2 separate regions of the Homo sapiens genome follow, and region 2 is linked to region 1. Evidence: chromatin loops called from intact Hi-C (ENCODE). Cell type or tissue: heart right ventricle. All regions are shown on one strand. Links, peaks and the distances in the headings refer to the core of each region. The heading gives the core; the rest is flanking DNA.

What was found. A loop is a pair of places that touch in the nucleus more often than their neighbours do. Peaks named below come from ENCODE experiments on the same cell type or tissue, not always from the same donor. Only the 100,000 strongest peaks of a DNase experiment are listed, where the experiment ranks them.
Region 2: a loop joins it to region 1, with 7 times the contacts of the local background. A loop is called at or near these places in 9 of 110 quality-filtered maps.

What each region holds. Positions count from the first base shown.
Region 1 is chr13:51,064,778-51,067,692 of GRCh38, reverse strand. It overlaps the pseudogene GUCY1B2. Among named protein-coding and RNA genes, the nearest start is that of C13orf42, 45 kb to the left of the region's middle. In heart right ventricle, for the core only: no CTCF peak of the experiment used is centred there; DNase peaks (open chromatin) are centred at 1,185 and 1,716; H3K27ac peaks cover 1,557 bases.
Region 2 is chr13:50,995,316-50,998,230 of GRCh38, reverse strand. It overlaps the pseudogene GUCY1B2. Among named protein-coding and RNA genes, the nearest start is that of RNASEH2B-AS1, 86 kb to the right of the region's middle. In heart right ventricle, for the core only: no CTCF peak of the experiment used is centred there; no DNase peak of the experiment used is centred there.

The sequences.
Region 1 (2,915 bases), core at 98-2,597:
CATATACAATATTATTATCAAATGGTATTCACCCAGGAATCCAATTGGTTCATTCCCACTCAGCCTCGTTGTTACAGGAAAGACCCTCCCTTCCTTGTTACCCTGGTTATGAAGCTGCCACGTTCCACGGGTGATATGCCATATGGTACTTAACATCAGAATCAAAATGAGCTTGTGCTTTTTGTGTGAGATGTTGAAATTTATCAGAAAATCAGAAAGCCTAATTTCCACCAAGTTCCTGAGAACTGCCATCTGCCGCATGAAAAAGAAAATGGAGATTTTTTTTTTTTAAACCATTTACTTATTGTGAAATGTGAGGGTGCTGGTGTATGTGTTTGAAAAAGCGGGTTGGGGGTGGGGAGGGGGTTTGTGAGAGAGCGCCAGAGCAAGCCCGCTTGGCAGGGCAGAAAGAAAGAGTGTCAGCTGAATGGAGGCAAGGGTTTGCGAAGCGTAATTATGGAAATCATCTATTCCTGAGCCTTTTTTTTTTCTCCTCCTGACCACATGTTCCTTCCACAGAGGAGCAGCACATAGAGTCCAGCTTTTGAGAATAAGTAAAGTCCCCATTTCAGAAAGAAGAGGGGGCTGAAACCAGTCTCTCCAGGTGTCAAGTCCTTCTATGGAGGAGCTGGCGTGAGTTAAGCAGGGAGAGTAAAAGCAAAGGAGCCAGAAAGGCTGAGTGGAAGGAGGACCAGGAAGTCTTTCTAAGGAGAGTGACAGAAAGAAGGGCAGGCAGGATAGGAGAGGGAGGCCAACAGCGGAGAGTGAAGGAGTGCCTACTGAGAAGGGAAGAATCTTTCAGCAAACTTCGGATGCCAAGGGAAAGATGCTGAAGTCTTCCAGGAGGGCGTGCGATGCCTGGACGTTCGTTTCAGTGGACGGCCCCAGTCTGTGGCGTTGTGGTCCTCGACAGACTGTCTTAACCATGAGTCACATCCCTCTAGTGCCCCACACCTCCACACTGCCTGGAGGGCTTACCCCAGCCTTTGATTTTACTAAATGTATTTATTTGTTCTCTGTTTTTACACCAAAGCTAGCATGTGTGTTGGAACAGCTACAGGCGACATTTGTTGGACCTGGTTAGTGGCTGGATTTCTCACCTCTGACCACAAGTAATACTCAGGAAATAGACCTCTGGCAAACAGCCCACCAGAGCCTGAAACGGAACAGTGATGGGGATGGAGGATAAGGCTCAAGGCACCAGGGGACTTCCCATTATGACACTGTAGGGCCAAGTGTTGGTCAAGGCAGGCCGTTCTTGGATGGCATCCAACGTGGTTTAATTAAAGATACACTAAAAAGATCACTCAATAGACAGCCTCATCTACAAGGCAGTCTTCCTACAGGAGCTTAGGGGTGTATGCTTTTCTGTGCTTGCAGAAAGGCGTTCTGTGCCGTTGGCACCTCGGGGAGAAGCTTCAGGTTTCAGGCTGAACTCCTGAGAGCTTAGCATCTGGGGTGTGCACGACTTGGGGTGCCAGGCAGCAGGTCCCACTTGCTCACCAGAGGGGGCGGCCTTATGCTTTACCCCGCAGGTGACTGAGGACCCAACAGTGTGCTCCTTGCTTGGAGGCTAGTGATGAGCTCCTAATTTCACTGTGGACTGCCCAGATTTCTACAAGACAGGCTTCTGGAGACGCTGTGGATTCTCTCCTGAGTGACTAGGGGCTGGCAGGAAGGGCGGGCGCTTGGTGCTGCATCTCAATCCCTGTGGCCCCAGGAGCAGCTGCGGCAGGAACATGGTGAGCAGCTCTCAGCACCCTTGGCCCTGACTTTCCTTCCGCTTCTGTTTGTTGAGCACCTATTGTTCAAAATGCCTGTTATCTAAGAGGCTACAGTTTCCTGAGCGCTTACTATGTGCCAAGTACCTCACACGTATTACCTCATTTAATGCTTACTAAAACCCTATGAGGAAGGGACCATTCTCACCCCCATTTTCCAAATGAGACAACTGAGGGTGAGTAAGATCTGGCTTGAGTCAAACAGCAAATAAGACTTGGGGTCAGCAATGAGCCCTCATGGTCTAACTTCAGAACCGTTACTCTATAACCCCAACAACCATCCTCCAACACAGCAAACGGTATTATGTCCACTTTAGCTCATGAGCAGACTGGGCTCAGAGAGGTTAGGCAATTTACCCAAAGCTGCACAGCTACAAGTCACAGAAACAGAAACCCTTCTGGCTCCAGAGCCCAAACCCTTTCTCCTAAGCTGTACTCCCTCTCTGGGCTTACTGAGACTGCATTTTATTTTGAAGCCACATTCCCCAGCCAATGCCTGGCAGGCACGGTGAGTAGGACTGGATATGGAATGTGAAAACATCTTTACAGGAGAAAGATTTGGCTAAACCTTAACATTTTCAGACATTTTAATTGCTTCTTTGGAACGCAGATGTTTTTGGGGGTGCTGCAGCCATGGCCCAAGTAGCCTCTGAAAGATTTGGGTGTCACCAGCAAATGAGAGTCCCTGCCTGCTTGCTGATCTCACTGGTTGAGCAGCACTAGTTCCAGATGGTTAGAGAACTTTGGTGCTGGCTTGCCATTCTTACTTATTTCAGTGAGGCCCTCAAATGTGTAGGGAGTGTGTCCTACCAAGTATCCCCCTCCACCTGGGTGTGGGCAGCAAACACCAAGGTCCCCGCATATGCTCGACACATCGTGTGGGATACATTGCCTCTTTTGCTCTCTCCAGGGGCAGAGAAAGTCACCTGATTTCAGTGGACAGGAAAGGGACATGTTTATAATCAGTAGAGGGTGAGGGGGCCACTCTCTGATCTATAAGCTCAAGGTCTCTAAATGATTAACTCTGGTACCAGCTTGGGGAACTGCTGAACACCAAAGACAAATGCTGGACCACATGACTCAATGGCCCTAAATTCATCAAACAGAGGCACACTATCGGGGTGGTCATGACCT
Region 2 (2,915 bases), core at 244-2,743, 70 kb after region 1:
AATAAGTATGGATAAACCAAAAGAAGAAAACCAAAGCACCTATAATTACATCATTCAGAGAGACTACTATTAAAATATGGGTCATATCTTCCCTGACTTTTATATGGGAGGCTGTGTATATGTGTATACAGACATGCTTTTTCTTACAAAAATGGAATTGTCATGTATATACTGTTTTGTAATCTGGCAGGGCATGAATTTCTTTCCTTTGAACATTTAAACACTTAATAATACTGAGGAGGATAATTTTAAAAAGATATAATGTGCTTCACATGGTACCCTTATTTCCCATGTGACTTGTGCTATTACATACCCCCAAACCACTTTTACATTGTACCAAATGAAAATCCCAATTATCTTATACTACCCACATCTACAACACACTTTGGTACCCTTGATGTTCCATGAGTCCTGAAGTTTCCTCTAAATTTTCCAAGAAAGACTAAACTTGTTCAAGTTAGCTTTGGTGCTTAGAGTATCCCAGGTGTCTAGATGTCAGCAACACATGGAAGATGTACCTTGTAATTTCTATTAATTGGAAAATGTAATTAACCAGAAGGCTACATTTCCCAACTGTGCACAACAATGAGCATTAACTGTAACAAAATGATGGTACTCATAGGCAGTCCTTGGGGGTTGTGAACAATGGTTTTGTGGGAGCGAAAGATGATGGACGAGAATCCATCTCAAGTAAACAAAATTCTTCCAGCATCTGGATTGTGGAACTGAATTGGAGTAGAATGTCAAACATATATGTGTGAAAATTCCAAGACAGCCTTGCAGTTCTGCGCTGACCAAGTCTTGTTTGAATTGTCAGAGGCATCAACCCAAATTGATGGAGTCAGGTTTGGCTTGTCCAACTTTCACTGTGCTGTTTCAGTTCATTTTCTCAGCACAGTCCTAGCTGATTGTCCTTTCTGTCTGTTCTCTGTTCACTCTTTAGGGAGAGAAAAGGGAAAGAAGAAAATGAATTTAAAGGAAATAGGAGTAGAAGTGGAGGAGATGGAAGATCCAGTTAAGATACAAGTGAGAGAAATGAAAAATGGTCAGGCTAGAAGAGAGAAAAATGTGCTATGAGGCAGGAGAGATGAATCAACGCTGAAAAGCTACATTTCTGAGAAGAGAAATTGCAAGGGGAAAAAATTAGAGTGTTGAATAAAGAGGAGACGAAGATATCTGTAAAATATTGTTTCCTAGTGTTGAGCTTACTCCAAAATACCTTATGAGAGGTTAGGCCAGAAAATAGATTATTCCTTTTGGTTACAAAGAAATCATGGTGCTCTCAGGAAGCAAGAGCAGATCATGAACACAGCCTGACAGCTGCTGGGTACAGGGAATGGTTTCCTTTACCGTATTTCTGCTCATTTTAGCAATTCCAGCCCTTTCCAGCTCAGTTTTCATTTTCACTAGAGTGACCTCCACTTTTCATACAATTACAAACATACAAAACAAATAAGTTCTGGGATCACAACACTTTTGTGGATATTTTTTTCTCTCAAAGATTCTTATAACATTTCTTTGAGTTGAGGGGGAGACAGATGTGTTGTGTGGTGTTGTTTTACATCTGGAGAAACTGGGGCACAGAGGAGTATTGGGGGAGAGTTCAGCTGCTCTTTGTAGTGCTGTTGGGTGGTGATGGATGTGGAGGCAGATGACCAGGTCTTCTCAACAGAAAAAAATTACACTTCCATCTGTAATCAACTCATTTTTTCTCTATTTGCTATGATGACAAAACAAAACGGAACCCAAATTTCACAAATACACTATTTTTATCATTTAACCTGCATGTTTCCATTTTTGAAAAATTTAGTTCTAATTATAATAGTTTTTACATCTCAAAAAATACAATACTGCAATAAACTCCATAATTCAAAATGAAAGAGAGTATTGGGAATAATAAAATTAGTAGAGAATCAGCAAAAAGCAAAAACAAAACATCCTGTATCTGAATAAGTAACAGTTTCCAAAGAGCATAAAATACTGCTGAATATAATTCAGTCGTGTGTGTGTGCGTGTGTGTGTGTGTGTGTATGTGTGTGTCAGAGAGAGAGAATATGTAATAGCAATCAAATGAACATATAGCTAATGATATCTGTACTTAGCTAACTCTGGTTGCGCCATACCCTATAAAATGTCACAGTTGAGAGTTTCATGAACCTTGATTCCTTTTCAGATTGGCCCCAATATATGCATGAGCTAAACGCTTCCTGTAAATCATTGCTGGAAGTTGCCTCAGTGACATGGCCCTACATGTCCCAGGAATCCCCCTTTCTCTGCTCCAGGGCCCTCTCTCCAATTTTCACCTCATTCTGGGCCTGAGACTGAGATGAGACTGGGGAGAGGTCTGGTAGCCCCAAATTTTCCACATGTATGTCATCACTGACATTCCTCAATGAGCAGTGCATTAGCGAATGGAGCCTGTTTCTGTCTCATTGTTTGTGCTCTTAGGATCTTAAAACAAAACCGATCACTAATCCAGGTTCAGGATGAAGTCTGAGTGCTAACAGCCTCTAATAGTGAAAAAAAAAAGTCATCCATTATTTTGGGAAGAGAAGGCCGAAGACAGGAGCCCCTCTTGATTTCCCGCTTTCTATAATACTAGATGTACGTGAGCCTCAGACCTAATACATGCGCCTTTCTGAACTTGAATATCTCTGGGACAATGATTTATATTTTTAAAAAAGGAAATGGCAATGATATATGACTTTAAAATCTCAGACGCTGCCCTTCCAAATGAAACTGCAGGGAACGCGGGAGGAGATAGATTCAGTGTCCTCCACCCGGCCTCTATCCCATTCCTTCTCTGATCCCACTCTCTCTCTTGCCTTGGCTCACAGTCCCGGAGGCGGTTTTTCTCCAGGGCCTTCTCCCAGGGCTCCCTCCCATGCTTAGAAATACTAATTGGCATCTTTGAG